Linked DNA regions of Mus musculus: region 1 is linked to region 2. The links are chromatin loops, found by intact Hi-C in ENCODE. Cell type or tissue: heart. All regions are shown on one strand. Each heading gives the region's core, and the rest is flanking DNA. Links, peaks and the distances in the headings are about the cores only. Region 1 overlaps Trip11 (thyroid hormone receptor interactor 11). Region 2 holds the start of Fbln5 (fibulin 5).

Region 1 (6,975 bases), core at 2,260-4,759, 50 kb after region 2:
TTGGTTTTTTGAGACAGGGTTTCTCTGTATAGCCCTGGCTGTCCTGGAACTCACGTTTATAGACCAGGCTGGCCTCGAACTCAGAAATCCACCTGCCTCTGCCTCCCGAGTGCTGGGATTAAAGGCATGTGCCACCACGTCCAACAATAAATATACTTTTGATAATCCCTAGCCTACTAAATGTCAGAAGAACTACCCTGTCATCGCACCATCAAAACCACTCTCATAGTTGACTGATTTCCAGAGTAGTTGTACTAGTCTGCACTCCCACCAGCAATGGAGAAGTATTCCTTTTGCTCCACATCCTTGCAATCATGTGCTGTCACTTGAAGGGTGTTTTTTTTTTTTTTTGGCCTTGGGCATTCTGATAGAATTTCAGGGTTGTTTTTGATTTACATTTCCCTGATGACTAAGGATGTTGAACTTTTTTTTTTTTAAGTGCTTCCCAGCCATTTGAGATTCCTCTATTGAGAATTCATTTAACTCTGTACCCCATTTTTTAACTGAGTTATTTGGTTTTTTTGAGTCTAACATCTTGAGTTCTTATATATTTTGGATATTAGCCCTCTTTTGGATGTAGGGTTAGTGAGGATTTTTTTCCCAATCTGTAGGTTGCCATTTTGTCCTATTGAATGTCCTTTGCCTTTTCAGTTTTCAGGTCCCATTTGTCAATTGTTGATCTTAGAGCCTGAGCCATTGGAGTTTTGTTCAGGAAAATTTCCCCTGTGCCAATGTATTCAAGGCTATTTCCCACTTTCTCTTCTATATATTCAGTGTATATGGTTTTATGTGGAGGCCCTTGATCCACTTGAACTTGAGCTTTGTATAAAGTGATAAATATGGATCACTTTGCAATCTTTTACAAGCAGACCACCAACAGGACCAGTACCATTTGTTGAAGATACTGTCTTTTTTCTACTGTATGGTTTTGGCTTCTTTGTCAAAGATCAAGTGACCATAGGTGTGTGGGTTTATTTCTGCGTCTTCAATTCTATTCCATTGATTGACCTGTCTTTCTCTGTACTAATACCATGCAGTTTTATCATTATTGCTCTGCAGTACAGCCAAGAGGTTAGGGATAGTGATTCCCCCCAGAAGTTCTTTTATTGTTGAGAATTGGTTTTGCTATCCTGGGTTTTTTGTTTTTCCATATGAAGTTGAGAATTGTTTTCTCTTGTCTATGAAGATTGTGTTAGAATTTTGGTGGGGATTGCATTGAATCTGTAGACTGCTTTTGGTAAAATGGTCATTTTCACTATGTTAATCCTACCCATCCATGGGCATGGGAAATCTGTCCATATTCTGAGGTCTTCTTGATTTCTTTCTTCAGGGACTTTAGGGACTTGTAGTGCTTGTCATACAGATCTTTCACTTGCTTGGTTAGAGCTACACCAAGATAATTCTACCTGAAGACCCAGCTATACCACTTCTGGGCATACATATGCTACACTATGTTCATAACAGCCTTATTCGTAATAGTCAAAAGCTGGAAACAACACAGACATTCCTTAAACGAAGAATTGATACAGAAAATGTGGTTCATTTACATAACGGAATAGTTTTCAGCTATTAAAAAAACAAGGACATCATGAATTTTGCAGGCAAATGGATTGAAATAGAAAATATCATCCTGAGTACTGTAACCCAGACCCAAAAGGACATGCATGGTATATATTCACTGATGAGTGGATATTAGCCAAAGAGAACAGAGTACTCAAGATACAAACCACAGACCATAAGAAGCTTAATAAGAAGGAAGGCCAAAGTGAGAATGTTTCAATCCCACTTAGAAAGGGGAACAAAATAATCATGGTAGGCAAAGAGGGAGGTGGAGGGGAAAGGTGGGTAAAATCAGGTATGGGGGTAGACAGAAGAGAAGCCTAGAGGAGTCAGGAGAATGAATGGAAAAATGTAGTTACAGGGGGTGAGGGGAACCTCTAGAAAGTCCCAGAGACCTGAAATGTCAGAGGCTCCCAGGACTCAATGGGGATGACCTTAGCCAAAATGCCCAACAGTGGGAGATGGTACCTGAAGAGACCACCTTCAATAGATAGACAGAGCTCCTAGTGGAGGGATAGCATCACCAACCCACCTTCAAAATTTTTGACCAAGAATTATTCCTGACTAAAAGAAATATAGGTACAAAAATGGAGTAGAGATTGTAGGAAAAGCCATCCAGTGACCAACCCAACTTAGAATTTATCCCATGGGCAGGCACCAAATCCTGACACTATTACTGATGCCATGTTGTCCTTGCAGAGAGGAGCCAAGCACGGCTGTCCTCTGAGAAACTCTACCAGCAGCAGCAGCTGACAGAAACAGACATAGATACTTAGAGCCAACCATTGGACTGAGGTCAGGGACCCCTGTAGAAGAGTTAGAGGAAGGACTGAAGGAGCTGAAGGGGAGGGTAACCCATAGGAAAACCAACAGTGTCAACTAACCAGGATCTCTGGGAGCTCCCAGAGACTAAGCTAGCAACCAAAGAGCGTACTTGGGCTGGTCCATGATCCACCGGAATCACAGAGGACTGTAGCAGAGGACTGCCTTGCCTGACCTCAGTGGGACAGGATGCACCTAATTCTGTAGAGACTTGCTGTCCCAGGGAAGGGGATAGGGGAGTGATCTGGGAGTGGAGTGGGGGCTGTACTCTCTCAGAGGCAAAGGGGAAGGGGGTTGGGATTTGGAATATAAATAAATGAAACAATGAAAAAAATCACTCTCTTATCAAAATGTGGTGGCACAGACCTGTATTACTAGAATTCTAGAGGCCAGCTACAGCACAGCAAGATCCTGCCTCAAAACAAAACAAAAACGACCCTGAGAAGCCAAGACCACTACCAATGTAGATAAGGAGTCTTGTTTTCAAATAACTGCAATTCATTTCTATATATGGTATAAGATGGAACCCAACTTTATTTTTGTCTGTATGGATAGTTGTCGGTGTCATTTACTTTTATTGTATTTTTGTGTTTACTTTGAGACAGTCTTATTATGTAGCCTTGCTTGACTTGAAATGCCCTATGTTCACCAACCTGGCCTGGGACTTATAGAGATTTGCCTGCCTCCATCCTGAGTCCTCCAATTAAATCTCTGCCCAGCTAATATCATTTTTAAAATTCGTGATTCCCGATCAAGAGGAATAAGCAGATATACAGCACCTACACCAATACCCTAAAGTCCCAAAACCCTTTCCACTCCAATGGGCTGGTTCACAACAAAACTATGGTTGTGGTAGTCATGAAATGCTGATTTGGTCAGCAAAACCCAGTCACTTCTCATGTGAGGAGCACAGGCACTCTCAGTAGTATCAGGCACATGATCCACAAGAAATGCACAGGCACTCTCAGTAGTATCAGGCACATGATCCACAAGAAAAAATTCCACCCTGAGCCAGTACCACCCTAAGAAATGAAAAGTCTGTGATGGTGAAGAGGAAGCAGACCCTCCCCACCAGGAGTTCCTGAGATCTAAACCCCAGGAGCATCAGAGTCATTCCACTGACGTTTCTAAACACCACCGCCAAAAAAAAAGAAAAGAAGAGAAGAAAGGGGAAGGGGAAGGGAAGGAGAAGGGAAGGGAAGGGAAGAGGAGGGGAGGGGAGGGGAAGGAGGGGAGGGGAGGGGAGGGGGAGGGAAGGGGAGGGGAGGGGGAGGGAAGGGGAGAGGGAGGGGAGGGGAGAGGAGAGGGAGGGGAGGGGAGAGGGAGGGGAGGGGTGGGGAAGGGGAGGGGAGGGGAGGGGAGGGGAGGGGAGGGGAGGGGAGGGAAGGGAAAGGAAAGGAAAGGAAAGGAAAGGAAAGGAAAGGAAAGGAAAGGAAAGGAAAGGAAAGAGAAAAAATTTCAAATAATGTCATTTTAAATTCTCAAGTATCTGGACTCTACTTCTGGACTCTCACTCCATCCCATTGATCTAGAACATGCTGTACTGGCTCTATTCTGATATAATCCTTCCCCACTGCTTTTTTTGTTGTTGTTCTAATTTTCTTGGTTACCCTGAAGAATTTACCATGTAAATTCCAGACCATGTTCTTGATTGGATCTTGGTTAGGTTATGGTCCTCAGTCATCACTACAGACCTCACTACATTCTACAAGTGTGCTTCAAGCCCTCAAGGAAACCCATGCTCCCGAGTCGTCTGGCAGGTACTGGTTGGACCTATCAAAAATTCTTAAAAGCAGAGACTGGGTGTCCCCCAAAATGACAAAATCTCTTTGATAGACAGCAGCTTCTTCCAGTATTCCCAGAGCTTCCTCCTGATGTGACTACCCTAACTGCCTAAGGACAAAAGCTATATCCAGTGCCTGTGAGTTCCAGATGAGCCTTTGATGTGGTCTTCCCATCTTGACTGCCAGCCCTCCAAACTTCAGACTTGCTTAACCAGCTCCTACAATCATGTAGCAATTCCCTGTAATGAACTGCATGTGTGCCCACATATAAATCATGCACACACACATACACACACACCTCACTGATTCTGCAATCTGAGGGTTGAGCTCTGAAACGAAAATACTTTAAATAGCAATGTTATTATTCCAAATCTATAAATCTAAATTTGGTATAACAAAAATTTCAGTAATTTTTTAAAGATCTAAACATTAAAAAAGCAAACAAAGTGGGTGGGTAGTGGAGCTGGAGGGGGGGGAAGGGTATAGAGAACTTTCGGGATAGCATTTGAAATGTAAATAAAGAAAATATCTAATTTTTAAAAAAAGCAAACAAACAGAAAAACAAACCACAGCTTCATAGTATGACATGGGATTTTTGGTCTGTGGGGTTTGCTGTGCTAGAAACAGAATCCAGGGTGTCACCTGCATTGTGCAAGCACTCCACCACTAGGCTACAGCCCAGTCCTCTTAAGAGGACAATAAAGAAGAAAGCCTCTTGGCATATTAGCACTTACATTTTGTTACTCTGTCATTTATTTGGATTTTATTTTACTTGTTTACCTTTTATTTTTACTAATTTCCTCTTAAGTTTTTTCTGGCTTATTTTGCTCTTTTAAAAAATGATAAACATTTTAAATTAAAAAATTAAACTAGTTTTGTGAAAGATTTGGATGTTCACTTTAAGAGACCACTGGACACAATCAAAAGTATTGATTAAAATTTTATCCTTTGGGGCTCAGCGGTTAAGAGGTCCTAAGTTTAATCCCCAGAACTACATGGTGGCTCACAACCATCTGTAATGGAATTCGAGGCCCTCTTCTGGTGTGTCTGAAGACAGCTACAGTGTGCTCACATACATAAAATAAATAAATCTTTTTTTTAAAAAAATTATCTTTTGGCTGGTTGTAGTGGTGTACACCTTTAATCTCAGAACTTGGGAGGCAGAGGCAGGAGGATTTCTATGAGTTCAAAGCTAGCCTAGTCTACACAACAAGATCTAAGATAATAAAGACTACATAGAGAGGCCCTGTATCAAAAAGCAAAACAAAACAAAAACATATCTTTCTAAATACATTAATAAATTTTGATAAAGGAAACTGAGAGGTGAAAGCAGGGCCTAATGAAGGGCGTTTGGGTCACTAGAGCACTGTCTTTTAGGAAGAATGCCATTGCTGCTGGAGTAGGCCTTATAAGAAAGAACAAGTTCAGGCCCCTCCCGGCTGCGTCTTTCTGGTCCTACAAGGAGATGATGTAACAAGAAGGCCCTTGTCAGATACAAGTACCTCAATGTCAGAGGTCCCAGCCCCCAGAAACATATGCCAACAAAATCATTTTCTTTATCAATTACCCTAGCTGTAATCAAAACTGTACAAAATAAATAATATACCTTCCCAGCCACCAGTGTAAGTCTGTTGATGTACCATGTTGAAAAGGATACTTAATAAGAATCATTAATATATTAATAGTCAGAGTAAATTAACATAATCATGTTTAGAGAACTATCCTCATGAATTCCAGGACAGCCAGGGCTATTGCACAAAACAAGCAGACAACAAACAAGAAGGAAAGAGCCGGGCGTGGTGGCGCATGCCTTTAATCCCAGAACTTGGGAGGCAGAGGCAGGTGGATTTCTGAGTTCGAGGCCAGCCTGGTCTACAAAGTGAGCTCCAGGACAGCCAGGGCTACACAGAGAAACCCTGTCTCGAAAAACCAAAAAAAAAAAAAAAGAAGAAGGAAGGAAGGAAGGAAGGAAGGAAGGAAGGAAAACTCTATCCTCTGATAAAGCTCAGGCTGTCATATATACTTTATAATTTAGCAATTCTAATCGAAGCCTAGCTGGTAGAAATGTGTGTGTACCACGAGAGGTAAAGAAGGAAGTGCATAGTAAGCACACTGCATGCACAGAATATAAAACTCCGTCTCAGTAAATGGAAAAAAAGTAGAATCCAGATTCTATAGAAACAAGTGGAAGGAGGACTCTGGAAGAGTCCGCAGGAACAGCACGAGGACAGCATTCCAATACACTCAGTTGAGCATGTGGGCATTTGCTCAACTGCCACCCTTCTGTCACCAACAACTTTACATATAATACACACATTAAATTTTTACAGCCATTCAACATTTAATAAAATATTTTAAACTTAGTAGTAGTAAGTTTCCTATCTTGGACTATCACCAATCCTAAACAGAATATCCATCACTAACTCCAGATAAAGGTATTCATTACTTTCACCAGCTATTGTCAGACTGAGAAAAGTGTCTCCAAAATCCAAGGCAAGTCACCATATCTCGGCAGAGAGGTTGATCTCACCCATACTTTATATATGACAATATATAGAAAATAGAAAATAGCGGGGAAAATTTCAAGAGGCTATATAATAAAAGACTGAGCTCACTTCCATATCCCAGCATCTGGAAGGCTAAGGTAAGAACTGACTGCTGAGAGCTCAAGTTTGGCCTGGGCTACAAAGTGAGACCCTGACCCAACAAACAAAACACAAAACAAAGCAAACTCCCCCAAATTACTAAAATGAGTAATAAGACAGAGAACCACAAGATCAAATGATATAATATATAAAACCCTAAATAA
Region 2 (6,975 bases), core at 1,846-4,345:
AACCCTACCATATTACTTGGGGCTGACACACCTAGCACAACCCTCCCTATAACTTTAAAAATGAGATATTGCCCCTTGCACACTCCTCCCAGGTGAATGGATACCCCCCACGCCCCCCCCCCAGCTCCAGATAACCAACCTTCTCCTTCCTATCTCTTTCACTGGGCATTGTATGGCTGTAAACACACACTGACCTAGCCGTGGGGGCCTTTTGTAAGCATCCTGGGTGGAGAACTCCCTGACCAGAAGCACCACATTGAACTACCATTTAAGTTAGTGAGTTTCCCTGAGGGACACCAAGGTTTGGAGCCAGGATGCTGAGATCCAATTCCAACCTTGCCACTTGAAACCTATATCACCCTGGGCCAACCTCCATCTCTTAGAGCCTTCACTATGATATGTTTGTATGGAGGGTAGTAAGTGAACTGCAGAGTACCTCCCATTCCCATAACCCTGGGACCCTAAAATGCATGGCTGGACACTCTCCCCTAGCTTTGTGACATGCTCCTGGACAACTTGAAGCCTTACCTGTGCATTCCCAGGATGTGGAAGCCAGAGTGCCAAGATGGTAACAGTGAGTATCCTGTGGGCAGTGAAAATCAGAGTGAGTGCCAAGGGATGCTCATGGCCAGGAAACCTGGACCTCCTGCTACCTGGCATTTAGTTGGTGGTTTTACCATATGCTTGCAAGCGAATAGGGCACACTCAGCAGAGCCCAAGAGCGCTTCCAGCCCTCTACTCTAACCCCACAAGAGGCAGCCTCCTCACACTTGCTTCATGTGTTGGGATAGTGAGTTAGGTCACATGTTTTGCTGCTTAGGGACAAAAATCCAAAGACCCACAGTCTGTGGCATCAACCAGTTGTCTTGGTCTTTTATCATTCTGCACAGAGACCACCTGAGTCAAACATTATTCTGACCTGACTGCAGAGCCAAGAGCCTCTGTGTCTTCAATCCATGAAAGCAAGAATGTGAGAGGCTCTGTGTTTGCAGGAAGTCACTTAACCAGAACGTGGAGCCCTCAGTCCACACATGTGAGAACCTGGGCTTGAATGGTCCAAGAACCCAGGGTCCACCCTAGCACGTGGCTCGTGAGAACTGCCATCCCAGGGGATGGAAGTCTGAGGAGCCAGTGTGAGAAAGGCAGTGGGTAACAGCAGGAAATGCCTTAACACCCTGGCCCAGCCAACGTGGCCACCCACAAGCAAGTAAATATCTTTGCCTGTGGGTGATTTGGTTCTTTGCTGTGGCCAACGTTTTGTCTGGTGAAACTGTGGTCACCAGTATGCTTTAAAACTGCGAAGTCTATACCACTCACATCCATTAAGATGGCTATTTGTGCAGCATGCATGGACCTGTGTGTTGAACATGTTGGAGCATGTGTGTAAGTGCATATTTACATGTCTGTGTATTCCTATGGGGGCCAGAGGTTGGCAGCAAGTATGCTCCTCAGTCATTCTTTACCTTATACATCGAAGCAGGGTCACTCACTTGTACCCAGAGCAAGCAAACACTCATACACATTAAATAAATTCTTCATCTTAGAAAAATGCAAGACAGAAAACAGCAGGTCTAGGAAGAATGTAGAGAGACCACAGCTCCGGTGCACTACTGGAGGTAAAACTGATGCAGCTGTGTGGTGTCCTCACCTGCGATCCAGCAGACCCACTCCAGAGTGCACTCCCCGGGGAACTGAGTCAAAGACCAGACATAAGTATATATGCACAGGCATGCTCATAGCCGCATTTTTTTTTTTACGATAACCAAAAGGTGGGTACAATCCAAATGTTCGTGTATGAATAGCTAAACAAAATGTGTCCCCCTCCTCTCTCACACACATCACACACACACACACACACACACACACACACACACCAACAATATTATTCAGACTTAAACTCAAAAGTTGGACACGATACAATGTGGAAAGCTAGACACATTGCTATGTGCTTGTAATCCTAGCTGCTCCCAAAGGTTAAAGTGCAAAGGTCACTGGAACTCAGGAGTTCAAAGTCAGCCTGGTAATAAAGCAGAAAGAGAGAACCAGCTTTTCAAAGTTGTCCTCTGGCCGCCATTAGTGGACAGCACCGCATGCTCTCCCACGTCAGTAAATAAATGTAATTAAAATATAACAAAACAAAACAAAATAAGAGCAATAGCACTGGTGATCCACGGGGTGTCATAGTGAGATGAGTCACACACACACAAACACATAGATTTCAACTTAGATCAGGTACCCCACAGTTTTCAGACTCAGAAAGAAAAATGGTGGTTCTGGGAGTTGTGAGCTTCTGGGCAGGGAGGGGGTGTTTAACAGGTACAGAATTTCTGTAATTTTTTTTTTTTTTGGTGGCTTGGGTGTATTTTTTGGTTTTTTGGTTTTTTAGTTTTTCTTTTTCGAAACAAGGTCTCATTCTGTAGCCCAGGCTAACCTGCAACTTACAATATGGCCCAGGTTGTCCTCAGACTTGTGGCAATTGTACCTCGGCTTCCTGAGTACTGGGATTCCAAGACAGACATTTTAGCCAACCTTTTTGCTTTGTTTTGTTTTGTTGTTTTATTTAAGACGGGGCCTCATGTAGTCCAGGCTAGCCTCAAACTAGCAAACTTAGCTCAGAACTCTTGATTCTCCTGCCTCTACCCCTCAAATGCTGGGGTTACAGGTGTGCACCATACAACATGGAGTATGGTACAAGAGCTGTTTTGCAGGTTAAAGAGTCATGGAGCCTAGGTATATAGCCAAATGAGCAGATGCAACACTACTGACCTGGGCACCTAGAGCAGGAAAGATGGAAGACAACGTGAAGCCTGTGCTGATGATCCAGTCTGTAACCACACTCTCCAGGTCACTAGCATCTATCCAAGCAACTACAGCTTGCAGCCTAGATACTGGGCAGGAGAGCCACAGAGCTGTGACCCAGCTGCCAGCCACCTGAGCTGGCTGCTTTGTGGCATGGGCCGGGAGTGTAGATTCGCTTTGATAAGAATGTCAAGAGTCAACAGAGAAAGCTTCCTGAAGGGGGCGATCTTGACTGTTTCTCAGCATGGCTATGAGCCTGGGGACCTGGTTGGAGCCTGAGGCTTATCATTACCCACCTAGCACCATGACTCTGTAGTCCCCAGGGCCTTTTCAGAATGAGTGCTCAAGAAATTCCAAGCTCATTCACATCCCTGACCCACAGCGCAGGAGAAATAGCAGTAGGTATGTAGAGGACACAGAGGGAAGGTAGCACCCAGGCACCCAGGCAAAACTGAGCCCGATGTGGTACTGGAAGATGCAAACCCACTTCCTTCACGGAGTCCCAGATCCAATCCTGAGTAGACAGGTTTCCATTTCATCTAACTGCCTATGTGAGCCAGGTTCTCCAACACTGGAGACAGCTCTGACCTTATAAAGTGCAGAGCCAAATCCCTGGGCTTTTTTTTATATTTGCAAGAGCCAGACTTTATATCTGGAAGGAATAAGAGAACAATAACAAATTTATTTTCCAGTCTGTAGATTATGAATTTCAATGTTTTCCTGTTTCTTCTCATGAAGTTTCCTTTCAGGTGGTTATAAAATCCCGTCTCGTTTATGTTGGAGACAGAGCAGCTTGACTGTATGCAGTACAGTTTGAGAGAGACTGGAAAAGGCATGCTAACCCTACCGGCTTCTCCCCCTACCCCACTCCCCATTCCTTTTGGCGAAAGCCAGACCAGGGCTGGCCAGCTCCAAGCCCAGCCTCCTGGAAGAGCTATGGCTGGGTCCTGGGGGCCAAATAATCTCTAGGCTAACAGAGAAGCTTTCCAGAAAGAAATCATACCAAAATTGAAGTATAATTAATACTGGGGAGGAGAAACTGTCTCAACCCTTTTCTTTTGAATCTGGGTCCACCATCCAAAAGAGGAGGAGGAGGAGGAGGAGGAGGAGGAGGAGGAGGAGGAGGAGGAGGACAGACCCTCCAACTGTCTGTCAGTGACAGACATTGCTGGTCAGAGATGTGGGATGGTAATATTAACTATGGCTTACCATAATGAGGCTCGGTTTGTATTCGCATGCATGCACCCCTCCCACATGCAAACACACACAGAGAAAGTGTGTAGATCTATGCAGGGCAGCTATATTTTCAAGAGACACTGGAGAAAGGGAGAACAGATGTCATCCTTAAACTTCCTCAAGGCTCAAGGATTACTTGACTGGAATTGCAATTTCCGCAAAGAACAGCAAAACATTTGCTTACATGCGTCTCTGTCTGCAGAGTCCACTGTGCATTGGCTCGAAACTTCTAGGTCCCATTCCCTCTGTAAATCACACACATAGAGCAAACGCAGACAGAAGTGTTCGGAGACTTCTGCTTGTCTCACAGCCGTTGCAGCAAAGCAATTGCTGGTGCCGTAGTCAGCAGTCTCCCAAATTTAAAAAACATGTAGTGTGATAGTTTATAAACTGCGCACAACGTTGCTGCCCTTTCCAAAAAGAAAGAGAAATGACCTAGAGAGGTTGTCTGCTGCCTCTCTCGAGATGCTGACTCCTGACGCTGTTAGAAAAATCCCCACTCCCAAACGAAGACTTTGAGATGGGCGCAGCTTTTTGTAATTAACAGGGTCATTGCATCACTAGCTAAAAGTCTTTTCCAGTGCCCTGACACAGGCGGAATCTCAGCCATAGCTATTTTCCACCCATCAGGTCTGGAGTTAGGTTTCTCAAGCCTGGAGACAGTTCCTGGCGCCTTCCAACCTACCTTTTTAATCCTGGCATATCCAAGATGCGCGGGAGGAGAAGCGACGCGAGGAAGGCAGGCTCTGCGGTGGGACTGGGGCGGCTTGGTTCCGGAGGGGCCGAGCGGGCAGCGCGGAGGGCCGGGACAGTGCCGGGTGCTGGGAGCCACTGCAGAGCCCTCGCCGCCGGCACCTGGTTTCGCTTAACCCCCTTCAGTAATTCAGCATTAAGCCAATTGGAGGAGGAATGTTAAAAATGAACACTTCATTTTCTAAGTATGTTAAACAATGCAAATGGGGCCTCGGTCTGGACACAGCTGGTTCAGATTACAGCGCTCACCAACTGGCTAGACTCCTCACAACAATCTTGGGGCGTCTGCCAGGGCCAAGTGCTCGGCGCTGGGAGGGGAGCCCGTCAGAGCGCGGGGCTGGGGGGCGCCCGGCCTCCCCAGGGCGGAGCGGGGCGCGTGCGAGGGGGCGTGTCATCAGGCTCTGTGGCAGCACGAACTTGAACTCACACCAAGGCGGCTTCACGGACGAAAGACGCGTGAGCAATTGGGAACCCGAGGCTTAAATCACGGGCTGGAACAAGCGTGGTACCCCTAAGCTGGGATGTGGGGGTAAGGGCGGACCAGGAAGAGCAAGCAATGGCTGAGAACTCTCCTTGGCCGCCCTCACCTCGTTATCCTTAGCTTGTTGTTGTTGTTGCTGCTGCTGTTGCTGTTTCTGGCCTTCAAAGTAGAAAGGTGATTTGTAAAAGTCAACAGCGAAAAGCCTAAAGAATGGTGGGCTACACTTGGGCCCTGGAAGCCCCGCCCCACTCCCTTTCGTTTCATAGCTCTGGAACCCTCTATCAAGTGCAAAAGTGCCAAAGACACTGCTCTCCAAAAGACACGACGACCAGACTGCTACACCGCAAGACCTTCCTTGCCTGAACCTTCTCTTGGACCCTCAACTGCCCGACCTACAGTTCAGAAAGCAAAGGGGCAGAGTCCCCCCCCCCCCCATATGCCTCTGTACAGTAGAAACTGGTTCAGTTTCCTTGGAGGTGGGAATAAAAGGGGTCGAGTGACTTCCCCACTGCCTCATGGCTCTCAGAGATGCCAGCGAGTCTCTGAAGCCTACATCCTATTCTTTTCTAACACTGTTTTAAGGAAACGGACTCTTACTCTAAAATCTCGTTAGACTGAACTAGAGCAGCCAGACTGCTGTTGATTCCGCTGAAGCTCAGAGGTCAACTGACCTGATTTATTTACTATGGGCGTATGAAATGGCTAAGAATAAACTACATTTAGGTTCATCTCCTTCATGAGATAGTACCTCCCGTCCATTGTTCTAGTAGCTAGGATTATAAAAACCCTTCAAGTCCACCAGTTCTGCACTAAAGGGGCGAAATAAAGAGAATTTCAGATTGGGAAATAAATGAGAGTAACCCATCAAAATAGCTAGACCTCTAAGTGTGCACCCTGGCCTGCTGCTCTGTCTAAAGCTCAAAGTCGGCAGTGACTGGGAGGGAGTACAAAAGAACCTCTCAAGTACCTGATGTAATTTCTGGCCAAGGCACTTCGTACAGTAAGGAACATAGACTTGAGTTTCATGATGTTGTGCTATAACATGTTTTAAAATGCTGAAGAGGCTCCTCACACACTGATATTGCAGGCTTTCTAATATACTTTATAGTTCTAATAGAATCTTGGTAGTCACATAGACCAATTTTATTAGATTAATATAAAAACTATGATTGTAGGGGCTGGAGAGATGGCTAAGAGCATTGGCTGCTCTTGCTGAGGACCTGGGTTCAAATTCCCAGCACCCACAAGGTGGCTCAAACCTGCTGATGACTTCAGTTCTAGGGGACCTGATTCCCTCTTCTGACATACATGCAGGCAAAATACCCATATACATAAAATTAAAACTTCAAAAAAAACCTTTAAAAATAGAAATAAATAAATAAATGTCTAGAACTTTGTAAAAGTACAAGACGTTAAGTGGGTTGAACATCAATCAAACCTTAAGTGTGTTGTACATCAGGTACCCAGGTGGGAAGGACTGGAGGAGCTAAGGGGGATTGCAACCCCATAGGAAGAACAACATCAGCTGGCTGGACCACCCAGTGCTCTCAGGGACTAAACCACCAACCAAGGAGTGTACAGAGAGGGATCCGTGGCTCCAGATACATAGGTAGCGGAGGATTGTCCTATCTGGCATCAATGGGAAGGGAGGTCCTTGTCCTGTGGATGTTTGATGCCCCAGTGTAGGGGGATGCTGGAGGGGTGAG

What was found. Hi-C counts contacts between places; a loop is a spot of excess contacts. Peaks named below come from ENCODE experiments on the same cell type or tissue, not always from the same donor. Only the 100,000 strongest peaks of a DNase experiment are listed, where the experiment ranks them.
Region 1: a loop joins it to region 2, with 2.0 times the contacts of the local background. A loop is called at or near these places in 9 of 42 quality-filtered maps.

The regions. Positions count from the first base shown.
Region 1 is chr12:101,863,829-101,870,803 of GRCm38, forward strand. The region is part of intron 15 of Trip11 (thyroid hormone receptor interactor 11); the gene reads right to left. Among named protein-coding and RNA genes, the nearest start is that of Gm20036, 45 kb to the right of the region's middle. In heart, for the core only: no CTCF peak of the experiment used is centred there; no DNase peak of the experiment used is centred there.
Region 2 is chr12:101,814,014-101,820,988 of GRCm38, forward strand. Fbln5 (fibulin 5) reads right to left here and starts at 5,106. Exons shown (of 11, transcript NM_011812.4): 1 at 4,721-5,106; 2 at 529-583. The coding sequence starts at 4,737. In heart, for the core only: a CTCF peak has its summit at 3,013 (motif pointing right); no DNase peak of the experiment used is centred there; H3K4me3 peaks cover 240 bases; H3K27me3 peaks cover 961 bases.